2 separate regions of the Homo sapiens genome follow, and region 2 is linked to region 1. A link is an interaction called in ENCODE POLR2A ChIA-PET data of the cell type or tissue named here. Cell type or tissue: HepG2. All regions are shown on one strand. Each heading gives the region's core, and the rest is flanking DNA. Links, peaks and the distances in the headings are about the cores only. Region 1 overlaps PIGL (phosphatidylinositol glycan anchor biosynthesis class L). Region 2 overlaps PIGL (phosphatidylinositol glycan anchor biosynthesis class L).

The links. ChIA-PET counts read pairs that join two places held together with the same protein. Peaks named below come from ENCODE experiments on the same cell type or tissue, not always from the same donor. Only the 100,000 strongest peaks of a DNase experiment are listed, where the experiment ranks them.
Region 2: POLR2A ChIA-PET joins it to region 1 with 11 read pairs; 9 of 35 experiments call an interaction of 5 or more read pairs at or near these places.

Annotation. Positions count from the first base shown.
Region 1 is chr17:16,308,520-16,316,039 of GRCh38, forward strand. It overlaps PIGL (phosphatidylinositol glycan anchor biosynthesis class L), which reads left to right. Exons shown (of 7, transcript NM_004278.4): 4 at 5,028-5,095. Among named protein-coding and RNA genes, the nearest start is that of MIR1288, 30 kb to the left of the region's middle. In HepG2, for the core only: no CTCF peak of the experiment used is centred there; a DNase peak (open chromatin) is centred at 5,132; H3K4me3 peaks cover 485 bases.
Region 2 is chr17:16,221,190-16,230,874 of GRCh38, forward strand. The region is part of intron 1 of PIGL (phosphatidylinositol glycan anchor biosynthesis class L); the gene reads left to right. Among named protein-coding and RNA genes, the nearest start is that of PIGL, 8.8 kb to the left of the region's middle. In HepG2, for the core only: no CTCF peak of the experiment used is centred there; no DNase peak of the experiment used is centred there.

The DNA.
Region 1 (7,520 bases), core at 3,355-7,354:
GTGAGCCAGAAGCACTTAGTCCCTGCTCCCATAGAGCAGGATGTGTCAGTGCAGCGGCACTATTGCGCATTTGAGACTGTAATCCCAAAATGCCTGTAATCCCAGCATTTTGGGAGGCCAAAGCAGGCAGATTGCTTGAGCCCAGGAGTCCAAGACCAACCTCAGTAACATAGTGAGACCTTGTCTCTACTAAAAATTTAAAAAATTAGCCAGGTATGGTGGCATGCACCATACTACTTATACACTAATTTAAAAAAGCCACTGCATCCAGGCTTTTTTTTTTTTTTTTTTCGAGACAAGGTCTCCCTCTGTTGCCCAGGCTGGAATGGTGTGATCATGGCTCACTGTAACCTTGGACCCCTGGACTCCTTGAAATCCTGTCTTCCTCTCCCAAGTAGCTGAGACTACAGGCACGTGCCACCGGGCCCAGCTAATTAAAAAAATTTCTTTCTGTAAAGACAAGGTCTCGCCATATTGCCCAGGCTGGTCTCAAACTCCTGGGGTCAAGCGATCCTCCTACTTCAGCCTCCTGAAATGCTGGGATTCCAGGCATAAGACACTGTGCCCAGCCAAACATTTATTTTTTGAGGTTGTGGTAATAGCTGTAATAATAGTGTATAAGTAGTGTATTAATAGCTGTAAAAGTAGTGTCTTCCCAGCTACTTAGGAGGATGAGGTGGGAGGATTGCTTGAGCCCAGGAGGTCAAGGCTACGGTGAGCTATGATCATGCCACTGCACTATAGCCTGCATGGCAGAGCAGGAACGCTTAACCATCTCATAGATAACTAGATTAGTCTTCTTCTAGGGACCTAAAGAGCAAAGCGATAAAGCGAGCATAAAAGCAGTTTGAAAAGTAAGTGACAGAAGCATGAAAAGCATCGTTTTTGAATTAGTTCTTACTTGGATTCCATTGATGAGCACAAAACAGTAATCTGGTTCAGGATAGAAATATAAACATTAGGCCGGGCACGGTGGCTCACACCTGTAATCACAGCACCTTGGGAGGCCAAGGCGGGTGGATCACCAGGTCAGGAGTTGAAGACCAGCCTGGCCACATAACGAAACCCCATCTCTACCAAAAATATAAAAAATTAGCTAGGTGTGGTGGCATGCACCTGTAATCCCAGCTACTCGGAAGGCGGAGGCAGGAGAATTGCTTGAACCCAGGAGGTAGAAGTTGCAGTGAGCCGAGAAATTGCGCCACTGCGCTCCAGCCTGGTCAACAGAGCAAGACTCCATCTTAAAAAAAAAAAGAAAGAAAGAAATATAAACATTAGGCCGGGCACGGTGGCTCACGCCTGTAATCCCAACACTTTGGGAGGCCAAGGCAAGCGGATAACTTTAGTCAGGAGTTTGAGACCAGCACAGCCAACATGGTGAAACCCTGTCTCTACTGAAAATACAAAAATTAGCCAGGCATGGTGGCACGTACCTGTAGTCCCAGCTACTCAGGAGGCAGAGGTGAGAGAATCTCTTGAACCCAGGAGACAGAGGTTGCAGTGAGCCAAGATCGCACCACTGCACTCTAGCTTGGGCAACAGAGTGAGACTCCATCTCAAAAAAAAAAAAAAAAAAGAAAGAAAGAAAGAAAAAAGAAATATAAACATTAATCATTAGAAGACTTTCTTGAATTATGGCATTCTGTTGTTAAAATTCTTCCATTACCCACCACTTCTGTTGACTTTGTCAACATGTTAATAAATTGAGGCTCATGGTGGTAACTTTAAAGTTACAGGATCCTAAAATGTCTTCTGAATTATTAAAAAGTGTGTGTGTGTGTGTGTGTGTGTGTGTGTGTGTGTGTTCAGTGCCATGAACAGTGAAGTTAACTATGTACTTATCTTTTCAAATAAGGGATCCAGTAATGACTCTCAAGATGATCCTTCTAACCAGAGTGTTTGCTTGCCTGAAATACGATATTCCCTCACAGATGAGCTCTCCAGACCCCAGGAGAAAGAATAACTGATCGAAACTCATGTACTTGGTTGGTAGCTGTCAGAATAAGAGTGCAGGTCTTCTGATTCTTTTTTTTTGAGACAGAGTTTCGCTCTTGTCACCCAGGCTGGAGTCCAGTGGCGTGATATTGGCTCACTGCAATCTCCGCCTCCTGGGTTCAGGCGATTCTCCTGCCTCAACCTCCCAAGTAGCTGGGATTACAGGTGCCCACCACCACGCCCAGCTCATTTTTGTATTTTTAGTAGAGAGGGTTTCGCCATGTTGGCCAGGCTGGTCTTGAACTCCTGACCTCAAGTGATCTGCCCGCCTCAGTCTCCCAAAGGTCTTTTACACAGTGCTTCTTCCTGCAGCGTAGCACGCCTTCTCACATAGAGGATGCTTGTAAAGAGCGTGGACTGTGGAGTCAGAAAGATCTAAACCCCAAGAACAGCTCCACCACTCAGTGGCAAGGTGATCACAGCTTCGGCCTCTGCTTCCTGAACTTCCTCAGGTGTAAGATAGGGTTAATACTATGTCTTTGCTCAATAAATGTTAGCCACTCTTATTATAACAGAGGGCTTGCTGTACATGCAGTCATTATGCTTTACAGTTTAAAATAGAAAGACCAAGAGCGAATCCCTTCCCAGCCCATTCCAATCCCAGTTCCAGGTTCCTTCATCCATGCAGGATGGTCACCTTTCCTTGGGGACAGCTTGCCTCTTTTCATCACCCCTAATCAATCATTCTATCCTTTCTTCAGTCCTTGTTGTCGTTTTTATATTTCTTTTATTATTTGAGTTAGCCTTATTATTATTATTATTCAAATTATTATTTGTTTTTTCTTTTTTTTAGCAATTATTATTATCATTTATCTCAGAAAATCTCTATGACAATTGTGTGAAGTACAATTATGATTACATATGAGATAATTGCACCACAGACATGTTATATAACTTGCAAAAAGCCACAAACCCAATAAGTGGTAAAGCCCAAAGCACAGAGGTTTTCTTTCTTTTTTTTTTTTTTGATCATTCTTGGGTGTTTCTCGAAGAGGGGGATTTGGCAGGGTCATAGGACAATAGTGGAGGGAAGGTCAGCAGATAAACAAGTGAACAAAGGTCTCTGGTTTTCCTAGGCAGAGGACCCTGCGGCCTTCCGCAGTGTTTGTGTCCCTGGGTACTTGAGATTAGGGAGTGGTGATGACTCTTAACGAGCATGCTGCCTTCAAGCATCTGTTTAACAAAGCACATCTTGCACCGCCCTTAATCCATTTAACCCTGAGTGGACACAGCACATGTTTCAGAGAGCACAGGGTTGGGGGTAAGGTCAGAGATCAACAGCATCGCAAGGCAGAAGAATTTTTCTTAGTACAGAACAAAATGAAGTCTCCCAGGTCTACCTCCTTCTACACAGACACAGCAACAATCTGATTTCTCTATCTTTTCCCCACCTTTCCCCCTTTTCTATTCCACAAAACCGCCATCGTCATCATGGCCCGTTCTCAATGAGCTGTTGGGTACACCTCCCAGACGGGGTGGTGGCCGGGCAGAGGGGCTCCTCACTTCCCAGACGGGGTGGCCGGGCAGAGGCGCCCCCAACCTCCCGGACGGGGTGGCTGGCCGGGTGGGGGCTGCCCCCCCACCTCCCTCCCGGAGGGGGCGGCTGGCCGGGCGGGGGCTGCCCGCAGCCCCCCACCTCCCTCCCGGACGGGGCGGCTGCTGGGCGGAGACGCTCCTCACTTCCCAGATGGGGCGGCTGCCGGGCGGAGGGGCTCCTCACTTCTCAGACGGGGAGGCCGGGCAGAGACGCTCCTCACCTCCCAGACGGGGGTCGCGGCCGGGCAGAGGCGCTCCTCACATCCCAGATGGGGCGGCAGGGCAGAGGCGCTCCCCACATCTCAGACGATGGGCAGCCGGGTGGAGGCGCTCCTCACTTCCTAGACGGGATGGCGGCCGGGAAGAGGCGCTCCTCACTTCCCAGACTGGGCGGCCGGGCAGAGGGGCTCCTCACATCCCAGACGATGGGTGGCCAGGCAGAGACGCTCCTCACTTCCCAGACGGGGTGGCGGCCGGGCAGAGGCTGCAATCTCGGCACTTTGGGAGGCCAAGGCAGGCGGCTGGGAGGTGGAGGTTGTAGCTAGCCGAGATCACGCCACTGCACTCCAGCCTGGGCAACATTGAGCACTGAGTGAACGAGACTCCGTCTGCAATCCCGGCACCTTGGGAGGCCAAGGCTGGCAGATCACTTGCGGTTAGGAGCTGGAGACCAGCCCGGCCAACACAGCGAAACCCCGTCTCCACCAAAAAAATACGAAAACCAGTCAGGCGTGGCGGCGCGCGCCTGCAATCGCAGGCACTCGGCAGGCTGAGGTAGGAGAATCAGGCAGGGAGGTTGCAGTAAGCCGAGATGGCAGCAGTACAGTCCAGCTTCGGCTCAGCATCAGAAGGAGACCTTGGAAAGAGGGGAGGGGGAAGGGGGGGGGAGAGGGAGAGGGAGAGGGAGCTATTTGTTTTTTCTTTAATTCATTTGTGTAGAAATGAAATGTTGGAATACAGACTGAGCTTGTAGTTAATAAACAGATATTGATATAGCTGTGAAAATGGAAACAGAGGCAATCTATGAATAAATACACTTTTTCCATGAACTCAACCCCAGGACACGGTGGACATTGTCCTTCAAAGCTTTTTTTGCCCTCAGTATGGCATGAGAAAAAGAGAACCAGTAATTCAGGCTGTATCTGCATAAACAGAGTTCACTTAGAAGCTAGCCAGGAATTCTAAATGTGCTAATAAATGGCTAAACCAATAAGCAACAAAGATATTCTGAACCCAAGTTACTATCATGGCTGAATTCCACTCTGCTCCACTGGCTAGGAACAAGAGTAAAACATCAAACCCTGGAAAACAGTCTCTATGTGGTCAACCACAGCACTAGCTACACACCACTGATCTGCTCAGAAGTCACTTCAGATAGATGCTGCATTTGAAAAGTTTCAGGGTTCTGTTCTCTCCTTCCCAAGGGAAGGAGACAGCTCCATTGAAGTTGAGGTGGTGGAGAAGGCATTCAGTGAAAACCCTGTGTTTCTCTACAGGTGGTGACTTTCGATGCAGGGGGAGTAAGTGGCCACAGCAATCACATTGCTCTGTATGCAGCTGTGAGGTATGATTCTCCGGGTGATGGATGTGGGGGAGGGTTTGTTTATTTGATTAGGGCTCATGGTTTAAAGTCTAAAGCACTTTCCCACTTGTTATCTGAGCCCATGAAACTCACTGCTGGCTTATCTTCTAGCCCTTTTTGGCCATGTTGCTCACTGCATCTCACCATGTCCTCTCGCTGAGAAATCTCTCTCAAGTCCTAGTACGAATGCTCGTCTCCTAAACAGCTGAATTCTTTTTTATACACTGAATACTGCGAATGGGGTAATTGACTTTATTCATCTCTTTTCTGTGGCCACAGGAAGCTTGAGGGCCAAATTTGCAAGCCCTGTGGCACTGGACAAGACTTTAAGGAATGAGTGCTGTCAATCAGTGTGCCTCCACCTTCACCATCTTCTTCCCCTTACTCTCACTTCCGTCATGTGTTTTATACAACTCTCAAATCTTTCTTGGAGAAGGAGGATATACATACATAATATGAAATGTGTTTGTTCTTCACAGTCACCCGATTTTACTGATATTTATTTGCATTTTACCAATAAAAAGAAAATGCAAGCTCAAAGGTATTGAGTGACATAGAGTCATACAAACATAGATGTGTTTCCTGTCCCCTAGCAAAGTGCTTCTCCTGGGCCCCTGATCAGTGGTGTGGCAGGCCTGTCCCAGCTACTGAGGAAGGAAAGAAGCAACTTGAAGGGAAGGACTTATTTAATAACCTTCTTCTAAACATGCTTAACACTCAGACTGAAGCAATGCAATATGTAAAGTTGGAAATGACCTCACCAACCATTAAGTCCAATCACTGGGAAGTGGTTTGCCCAGCACCACAAGGTTAAACTATGGCAGAGGCAGAATTCAGGAATCCTAGTTCTCCATTCATTATTCTGTCAGATGTATGTGAAGACCAATCCAAACTGAAGACCCTCCTTGTCCTTAAATTTTACATCACTTGGTGGAAGATGCTAGAATTTTACCCACATACTCTTTCTAGGCAGATTTCCCTGTTTCCTTGACTATGGAATGAGGGGAGGCTAGACTGTTCTCCCTGTAAAGACTATTCGGTTCCTGGTCCAGCCAGCAGCCACAGCTTTAGAAGAGACATGCTCCTAGTCGCATTAGGTCCCTTCAAATTCAGGAAAGAAACATTCCCTGGTTACAGTCTGAAATACAAATTTTTTTGATGATATATGGAAAAATGAGGCAGCCCCAGAGTGGTCTTTCCAACCACATGGTTACTCTGAGGCCTTGAGCTTCCAAGACTAGCATGGACAGCAAGCCCCATGGAGAACTGGAAAAATGGTCCCACCTCATTCTGGATGCACACTGAGCCTGGTGATTTCTCTCCGAGAATTTACACTGCACCAGAGAAAGGATCAGGTCAGGTCTATTGCAAACAAAGAGTACCTCAACAGGCAGGGGGCTGGGGCACTTGAGATTGAGTCACCTGGTCCCATTCCTGGTCCAGTCACCACTGAAGTGGAGAAAATAGAGAAGGCGTCATTCTGGGCAGAGAAAGAACCCAAGGGGACAACTCTGTGTAGATAGAACTGCCTGGGGCCATTTTCCTCAGAAGAGGCTGGAGTGCCACAGGCTCTCAGCACGAAGGAGGGCCACTGTGCTTCAGATAAAACAATTCATGGACATGCCACCAATCTGCCACAACCTTTTTCCCCACAGTCATCTCTTGCCTGCTAAATTCGTTAGACTCACGTTAGTCCTCAGCCACCTTGAACCTTCTGTGGCATCTGGCCCTGCCTGTCCCTCACTGCAATGCTGCTTTGACTTATATGGCACCAGCTTGCCCTCCTCACTCTGGCCTTTCTGGCTACTTCTCATTCTCTTCCCGGCTTCCCTCCCACCAGTGGCCCCTTGGTCCCCCTGTCCCCAGGGCTCACTCCCCAGTCCTCCTCAGCACAGCTTCTCCTGTGGCTTTAAGGGCTATAAGCTCTACTTCCAGACAGCGCCTCTAGCTCACTGCTTTCCCTGGACATCAGAATATCCACAGGGCTTTGCCCAGAGTACAGGACAAGCCACTTCATTCTCAGGATCCCAGAAAGTTTTTTCAGTCTTTTCTTTTCTTTCTTTCTTTCTTTCTTTCTTTTTTTTTTTTTTTTTTTTTTTTTGAGACAGAGTCTCGCTCTGTCACCCAGGCTGGTGTGCAGTGGCGTGATCTCAGCTCACTGCAGCCTCCGCCTCCTGCCTCAGCCTCCTGAGTAGCTGGGAACTACTGGTGCATGCCACCACGCCCGGTTAATTTTTGTATTTTTATTAGAGACGGAGTTTCACCATATTGGCCAGGCTGGTGCCGAACTCCTGACCTCGTGATCCGCTTGCCTCGGCCTCCCAAAGTGCTGGGTTTACAGGCGTGAGCCACCGCGCCCGGCTCCTTTTTCAGGTTTTTCTACCTCTCAGGCTCTGCCAGGCAGTCA
Region 2 (9,685 bases), core at 3,524-7,523, 87 kb before region 1:
TTTATGAACCTATTGAAAATAAGGATGAATTTATTAAAGAGCTGTACCTGTAATATTTTGCAAATAAAATCCAGGCTTCTCTTGAAAATCTTGAAACAAACTTGCTTAATTTGACTCCTATAGTTGCAATATAAAATATAAATAAAACTAAAAGCTGACTGGATCACAGCTCCCTACAGCCTCCAAGTCTTGGGCTCAAGTGATCCTCCCGCCTCAGCCTACCAATAGTTGAGACTATAGGCGTGTGCCAGCACACCCAACTTTTTTTTTTTTTTTTTTTGAGACGGAGTCTCACTGTCGCCCGGGCTGGAGTGCAATGGCGCAATCTTGGGTCACTGCAACCTCTGCCTCCTGGATTCAAGCAATTCTCCTGCCTCAGCCTCCCAAGTAGCTGGGACTACAGGCATGCATCACCATACCTGGCTAATTTTTGTTTTTGTTTTTGTTTTGTTTTGAGTCTAGCTCTGTCTCCCAGGCTGGAGTGCAGTGGCACAATCTCGGCTCACTGCAACCTCCGCCTCCTGGGTTCAAGTGATTCTCCTGCCTCAGCCTCCCAAGTAGCTGGGATTACAGGTGCCCGCCACTATGCCCAGCTAATTTTTTGTGTTTTTAGTAGAGACAGGGTTTCACCATGTTGGCTGGGCTGCTCTTGAACTCCTGACCTCGTGATTCGCCCACCTCGGCCTCCCAGAATGCTGGGATTACAGACGTGAGCCACCACGCCTGGCCAATTTTTGCATTTTTAATGGAGATAGGGTTTCACCTTGTTGGCCAGGCTGGTCTTGAACTCCTCAAGTGATCCACCTGCCTTGGCCTCCCAAAATAATAGGATTACAGCATGAGCCACTGCTCCTGGTCTAATTTTTAAAATCCCTTCTTAAATTCACAAGTCATTCAAACGTGTGGATTAAACATTATCTATTCTGCTGATTTAACATTTTAATATAAAAAACAGGAAGCTATTAATTTGTAATGTAATGAAAGCTATGATGTTTTGATGGAGAAAGTACTATGGACACAAAATGGAAAAAAGCATTAAATCTCTTTTCAGGGGTTTAGATTAAGGAAATCTCCAAATTGGTTTTCTTTTGAGCTGGACTTTAAAAATAGGAGTAGATATATATATAGGAAGCAAGCAGTAGTAAAGGCATCAGTAACTCTTGGATTTGCATGAATAATTCATTCTAACAAGATCTTCAGTTTAAGGGAAAGGGAGAAGCAGGGAAAAAATAATAATTGCTTTGTTATTGGTGGCTCATTTCATCCTGTCAGCAACTCTGTGAGGTAGGTACTATTGTTTTTTCCATTATACAAGTATGGGAACTGAATCACAAAGTTTAAGTAACAACTGAAGTGACCAGCTACAGTGTAAAGAAGCCAGGACCCTGTGGTTTTTCTCTGTTCTAAAACCGTTACACCCAATCTGCCTCTCACATTGCCTTGTATGCCTTGTCAGTTGATGAAATATCTAAATTGATTCCCAGTGTATGTTCCAAGGAACATTAGTTCATCAAGCTGCTATTAAAAAAAAAAAAAAAGAGGCCAGGCACAGTAGCTTACACCAGTAATCCCAGCACTTTGGGAGGCCGAGACAGGTGCATCACGTGAGGTCAGGAGTTCCAGACCAGCCTGGCCAGCTTGGTGAAACCCCATTTCTACTAAAAATACAAAAATTAGCCAGGTGTGGTGGTGCATGCCTGTAATCCCAGCTACTCTGGAGGCTGAGACAGGAGAATCGCTTGAACCCAGTAGGTGGAGATTGCAGTGAGCAGAGATTGTGCCATTGCAATCCAGCCTGGGCAATAGAGCAAGACTCTGACTCAGAAAAAATAAATAAATAAAATGAAAAGAATGCCTCGGTCAAGTTTGGAGAATAGCCAGATGTGCTATCCTCTATGTAGACGTTTACAGTCTTTATGAGAATATCAACATCTTTGAGAAGCATTGCTGTAAAAAATTTTGACTTGGTTTAATCCAGTATTCCTCCAATTTATGTGACCACTAAAATACCTACTAATAGATGCATCTCTTATATAGTAGGATGTCATTGAATATATATGGTAGAGAAGTAACATAATCAGTTTTGTGTTTTAGAAAGCTCATTCTTGGCCAGGCGCAGTGGCTCGTGCCTGTAACCCCAGAACTTTGGGAGGCCAAGGTGGGCAGATCACAAGGTCAGGAGTTCGAGACCAGCCTGGCAAACACGGCGAAACCCCATCTCTACTAAAAATACAAAAATTAGCCGGGTGTGGTGGTGGATGCCTGTAATCCCAGCTACTCAGGAGGCTGAGGCAGAAGAATTGCTTGAACCCAGGAGGTGGAGGTTGCAGTGAGCCAAGATCGCTCCACTGCACTTCAGCCTGAGCGACAGAGCTAGACTCTATCTCAAAAATAAAAGCTCAGTCTTGGACCGGGTGTGGTGGCTCATGCCTGTAATCCCAGTACTTTGGGAGGCCAAAGTGGGAGGATTGCTTGAGGCCAGGAGTTCAAGACCAACCTGGTCAACATAGTGAGACCCCATCTATTTAAAAAAGAAAAAAAAAAAAGAAAGCTCATTCTGGTGGCAATGGGGAGAATGGTTTGGAAGGAAAGATTGGAGTCAGGAAAATCAATTCAGCCCAGCCTTTCTTCTCTAGACTGCACTGCCAGCTCTCATATATCAGATTTCCATGTAATTCTGGTCTATACACTTTAGTCATCTCAACAACCCTGTCTTAATTACTGTAGCTTATAAAAGCTACACTAGGCCAGAAGTGTTGGTTCACGCCTGTAATCCCAGCACTTTGGGAGACAGAGACGGGTGGATCACTAGTTCAAGAGAGCAGGACCATCTTGGCCAACGTGGTGAAACCCTGTCTCTACTAAAAATACAAAAATTAGCTGGGCATGGTGATGTGCGCCTGTAGTCCCAGCTACTCAGGAGGCTGAGGCAGGAGAATCACTTGAACCTGGGAGGCGGAGGTTGCAGTGAGCCAAGATTGCGCCACTGCACTCCAGCCTCTTGCTCTTGCGACAGAGCAAGACTCCGTCTCAGGGGGAAAAGAAAGCTACACTATATTATAGAAGCGCTATTATCTGATATGAATAGTCTTCTGATTGTTCTTCAGGGTATGTTTGCTGTTTTTGACCCTTTTTCCAAATACCTTTTTTATGGGGGAAGACAGAGCCTCACTGTTGCACAATCTTGGCTCACTGTAGCCTCCGCCTCCTGGATTCAAGTGATCCCCCTGCTTCAGCCTCCCGAGTAGCTGGGACTACAGGCATGCACCACCACGCCCAGCTAATTTTTGTATTTTTAGTAGAGACGGGATTTTGCCATGTTGGCCAGGCTGGTCTCCAACTCTTGACCTCAGGTGATCCAATCCTTCTTGGCCTCCCAAAGTGCTGGGATTACAGGATGAGCCACCATGCCCAGCCCCCAAATACATTTTAGAATTAGCTTGGTGATGTTCAAGGAAAAATCTTGCTGACATTTTTTCCCCCTTGTGACAGAGTCTCACTCTGACGTCCAGGCTGGAGTGCAGTGGCGCAGTCTCGGCTCACTGCAACCTCCACCTCCCAGGTTCAAGCGATTCTCCTGCCTCAGCCTCCCAAATAGCTGGGACTACGGGCATGTGCCACCATGCCCGGCTAATTTTTTGTATTTTTAGCAGAAATAGGGTTTCACCGTGTTAGCCAGGATGGTCTCGATCTCCTGACCTCGTGATCCGCCCACCTCAGCCTCCCAAAGTGCTGGGATTACAGGCGTGAGCCACAGTGCGTGGCCCTTGCTGGCATTTTTATTGGAATTTCACTGACTCTACTGATTAATATAAGGAGAACTGACATTTCCAATATAAAGCCTTTCTGTCTCTGATACTATGGTATGCTTCCATTTATTATATGTTGGCCTTCTTTACTATCTGTTAATAGTTTTATAATTAAGGTCTTAAATGTGTATTGAGATGATTATGTCATTGTGTCCATTAATCTGTTCTTATGTGTAGACATTCCTTTTGCAAATATAGTCTGTTACTTTCTCATACTTCAGTATCCTCTTTAATTTCTTTAAATATATTAAACATTTATATCTGCTTCTAATAATTCCAGTTTCTGCAGTCTGTATATCTGATTCTGTTCTTTGTTCTAGTAATTCATTCGGGGTGACTCGGTTCCATGTGTATTTTGTGATTTTTTTAAATGTAAGCACGTTTCTTTTTTTTTTTTTTTTTTTTTTTGATACGGAGTCTAGCTCTGTTGCCCAGGCTGAAGTGCAGTGGCACAATCTCAGCTCACTGCAAGCTCCGCCTCCTGGGTTCACGCCATTCTCCTGCCTCAGCCTCCTGAGTAGCTGGGACTACAGTCACCTGCCACCATGCCCGGCTAATTTTTTTTTTTTTTTTCAGTAGAGATGGGGTTTCACACCTGGGATTACAGGCGTGAGCCACCGTGCCTGGCCTTTTGTTTTCTTTTGTTGTTGTTGTTGTTTTGTTTTTTGCACGTGTTTCTTAGAACCATATTTGTGGTAATATTTTGGTGATTTACTTTAGCTTCAGCCAGGTAGCTAAGGGCACTACCTACCTCTCATCACTCTAAAATTTTAGATTGAGATTTTTCAGGCCATAGAGGTCATATAAATTCAGGGATCAAACCCAAGAGCATTCACTGTGGAATGCTGTGAAACAAATTGTCTCAAGACCTTGTAGCTTAAAACCATAATTAAATCTTTCCAGCCTGTGTGCTGGCACACACCTATAATCCTGGCACTTTCTGAGGCCGAAGCAGGAGGATCACTTAACCCAAGAGTTCAGCCTGGGCAACATAGCCAGACCAGGAAAAAAAAAAAAAAAAAGTTAGCCAGGCTTGGTGGCAGCTGCATGTAGTCTCAGCTACTTGGGAGGCTGAGGTGGAAGAACACTTGAGCCCAGGAGTTTGCGACTAGAGTAAGCTATGATGATCATGCCTTATAGACTAAGCCCATGTCTCAAAAACAAACAACAACAAGAAAAACCAATCACCTTTTTTTTCATGGTTTCAGACAAAGTATACTTGTCTCTGCCTCACAATGTTTAGTACCTCATTTGGAGGACCCAAAGACTAGGGGCTGGAATCACCTGAATACTCATGCACTTACGTATCTGGCTGTCAGCTGGGGACTTTGCTACAGATGTCAGCCAGAACATCCACATATGGTATATCCATGTGACCTGGGCTTCCTCACAACCTGGTGGCTGGGTTCTTGGGCAAGTGTCCTAAGAAAGAGCCTGTGCTAGGGATAACCATATTTCCTTTTATGACCTATCCTTAAAAATCTTGCAGTATCATAAGCCACATCCAGGTTTAAGGAGAGAATTAGATTCCACCTCCTAAAGGGGAATGTAGACATTCTACAAGTGCATATGGGACTAGAAATATTGCTGTAGCTACTTTTGGAAAATACAGTCTATCACACCAAGTAAAGGAGAGTATGTGATTAGCAATTCTTAGGGGGTGACATTTTTTCTTATTTTCCCTTCTGCTAGAACCAAGCCTACAGATAGGATGTAGCCCCACCATATCTGTCTAGGGCAAGTTTTTTTCTGGTTCATCCAGTGAAGGTATTGCCTTTTGAAGGTCCTGTCTTTATGTGGAGGTCTCCTTATCTGTGTCCAAGCTTTATCTGCTGCTCCCTTGACTTTAGGCCACCAAGGATATGTAGATGTTCTCAAAGTGCTCTGGGTCAGCCGCATAATACCTCTCAGGATTTATGTCTACCTATTGTTTTAGTCCTTCAAGTATATCCCTTACTTTCCTGCTAGTTAAACCATGCATTCTAGAACATGTTTGCCTTTTATCTCACATGTTCAGGTATTCATCCTGAGGGTTTCTCTGCATATCTGATTTACCATATTGCCTAAATAGAACTTATTAGGGGTTATTTTTAATACTGCTTTTTTGGGTTTTTTCTTTTTTTTTTTTGAGACGGAGTCTCCCTCTGTCACCCAGGCTGGAGTGCAGTGGCACGATCTCGGCTCACTGCAACCTCCACCTCTCGGGTTCAAGTGACTCTCCTGCCTCAGCTTCCCAAGTAGCTGGGATTACAGGCGCGTGCCACCATCATGACCAGCTAATTTTGGTATTTTTGTAGAGCCAGGGTTTCACCATGTTGGCCAGGCTAGTCTCAAACTCCTGACCTCAAGTAATCCGCCTGCCTTGGCCTCCCAAAGTGCTGGGATTACAGGCGTGAGCCACCTCACCCAGTGAAAGGTAGCAATTTCATTAGTAAGAGTCGATATGAATGCAATCCTTTTGGGAATAATGAGAAATGACACTACTCGCAAGTATGGCTATATTGGCTGATAATATAGCATGTGACAATGTTTCTTGATCTGCAGAGATATGAGCTCATTTTTCTTTTTAATTTTCTTTTCTTTTTTTTTTTTTTTTTTTGAGATGGAGTTTCACTCTTGTTGCCCAGGCTGGAGTACAATGGCATGATCTCGGCTCACTGCAACCTCTGCCTCCCAGGTTCAAGCGATTTTCCTGCCTCAGCCTCCCAAGTAGCTGTGATTACAGGCATGTGCCACCATGCCCGGCTAATTTTGTATTTTTAGTAAAGACTGGGTTTCTCCATGTTGGTCAGGCTGGTCTCGAACTCCCGACCTCAGGTGATCCACCCACCTTGGCCCCCCAAAGTTTGGGATTACAGGCATGAGCCACTGCACCCAGCCTTTTTAATTTTTTTCTCTTAGTGATCTTTTAAAGACAACTTCTGTTTTATAGGGATAACGCCTATAATCCCAGCAATTTCATAATTGAAAGATTTTATTCATTGAAAATCCAGTTTTTAATATTATTTAAATTGTGGTAAGACATACATAACAAGAACTTACCATTTTAAACTTTTTTTTTTTTTTTTTTGAGATGGAGTTTCACTCTTGTTGCCCACACTAGAGTGCAATGGCATGATCTCGGCTCACTGCAACCTCCGCCTCCCAGGTTCAAGCAATTCTCCTACCTCAGCCCCCTGAATAGCTGGGATTACAGGCACCCACCACCACCATGCCCGGCTAATTTTTTTATATTTTTATTAGAGAATGGAGTTTCACCATGTTGGCCAGGCTTGTCTTGAACTCCTGACCTGAGGTGATCCACCTTCCTCGGCCTCCCAAAGTGCTAGGATTACAGGCGTGAGCCACTGCGCCCAGCGATTTTATTTTATTTTATTTCTTTATTTATTTTATTTTATTTTTTTGAGACGGAGTCTTGCTCTGTCGCCCAGGCTGGAGTGCAGTGGCGCGATGTACGCTCACTGCAAGCTCCGCCTCCCGGGTTTACTTACACCATTCTCCTGCCTCAGCCTCCCGAGTAGCTGGGACTACAGGCTCCCGCCACCACGCCCGGCTAATTTTTTGTATTTTTAGTAGAGACGGGGTTTCACCGTGTTAGCCAGGATGGTCTCGATCTCCTGACCTCGTGATCCGCCCGCCTTGGCCTCCCAAAGTGATGGGATTACAGGCGTAAGCCACCACGCCCGGCGATTTTAAACATTTTTAAGTGTTCAATTCCATGGCAGTAAGCACTTTCATAGTATTATGTAACCATCACCACTATTTCATCATCCCAAATAGAAACTCTATACCTGTTTAGCATTCCTTTTCCCCTCCTCTCCCAAGCCTCTGGTAACCACCATTCTTTCTATCTCTATGAATTTGTCTATTCTAGGTAACTCGAATAAGTGGAATCATACAATAATTGTTATTTTATGCCTGGCTTATGCTAATTAGCATACTGTTTTCAAAGTTCATCCATATTGTGGCATGTATCAGAACTTCATTTCTGGTTGAGCTCAGTGGCTCACACCTGTAATCCCAGCACTTTGGGAGGCTGAAGTGGAAGGATCCCTTGAGACCAGGAGTTCAAGACCAGTCTGGACAACATAGTGAGATTTCGTCTTTACAAAAAATAAAAATAAAAAAATTAGCCAGTCTGGGTGGCGAGTGCCTATAGTCCCAGCTACTTGGGAGGCTGAAGTGGGAGAATCCCTTGAATCCAGGAGGTCAAGGCTGCAGTAAGCTCTGATCAGTCTGCTGCATTCCGGCCTGGGTGACAGAGCAAGTCCCTGTCTCAAAAAAAAACTTCATTTCTTTTTATGGCTTTATTAATATTCCATTGTGTATATATACATACATATATATATGTATGTATATATACCACATTTTGTTTATCATTCATCTAATGATAGGCACTTGGGTTATTTCCAATTTGGGGCTATTATGAATAATGCTTCTATGAACATTGGTGTACAAGTATTTATTTGAGTACCGGTTTTCCTTTTTTTTTTTTTTTTTTTTGAGTATAATTGCTGAGACATATGGTAATTCTGTATTTAAATTTTTTGAGAATTGACAAACTGTTTTCTGCAGCAACTGTACAGTTTTACGTTGCCACCAGCAATGAACTATGGTTCCAGTTTCTCCACATCTTTGTCAGCATTTGTAATTTTCCATTTTTTGGACTATAGCCATCCTAGTAAGTGTGCAGTGATGATGTCACATTGTGGTTTTGATTTTCATTTCCCTGATGACTAAGGATGATGAGCATCTTGCATCTTTTCACATGCTTATTGGCCATCTATATATCTTCTTTAGAGAATACCTATTCAAGTCCTTTGCCCATTTTCTGATTCTAGTTTCATTTTAAAGTCATGATTTTTTTTTTTTTTTTTTTTTTGAGACGGAGTCTCGCTCTGTCACCAGGCTGGAGTGCAGTGGCACGATCTCAGCTCACTGCAACCTCCACCTCCTAGGTTCAAGAGATTCTCCTGCCTTAACCTCCCGAGTAGCTGGGACTACAGGCGTGTGCCCACCATGCCCAGCTAATTATTGTATTTTTAGTAGAGATGGGGTTTCACTATGTTGGCCAGGATGGTCTCAATCTCTTGACCTCGTGATCCACCTGCCTCGGCCTCTCAAAGTGCTGGGATTACAGGCATGAGGCACTGTGCCTGGCCAAGTCATGATTTCTTAGACTGGGTTCTGTGGACACATCCTAATAGAAGAGGATCTAGCTCTCTTAGTTTCAGCTTCCTTTGGGAACCCAGGCCTCTGGGCTCCAGTAACACTGCCTCCTTCCTTTACCTTGCCAACCGAGGGTTGGTAGTCACTTCTTGCTATCTCTAAACTCTGGGTTACTTCACTGTTCCTTTTGTCCCTTAGATCCTCCCTCAGTTATGCGTCAAAATCTTTGCATTAAATTCTTGCTGTTGTAACTATTTGATGTGGTTTCTGTTACCCCGAATAGATCTTGACATAGCATCTAAATTCCCTCATTTTATAGGGGAAGAAACTTGTACCATTTTGTCTTCCAAATACATTTTAGAATTACTTGGTCATGTTAAAGGAAAAACATTGCAGCTATTCCTTCCCATAACATACTTCTCAGTCGTAACTAGCAATCTAGCAGTCATAATCACTTTTTTTTTTTTTTGAGATGGAGTCTCACTCTGTTACCAGGCTGGAGTGCAGTGGCACAGTCTCAGCTCACTGCAACTTCTACTTCCTGGGTTCAAGCTTTTCTCCTGCCTCAGCCTCCCAAGTAATTACAGGCTAGGATTACAGGCCTGAGCCACCGTGGCCAGCCTCATAATCACATTTAATACAAAATAAAGTCACGTTGTAAAGACTCAAATTTATACATCACAATGTATAAAGGTAAAAATTTTATT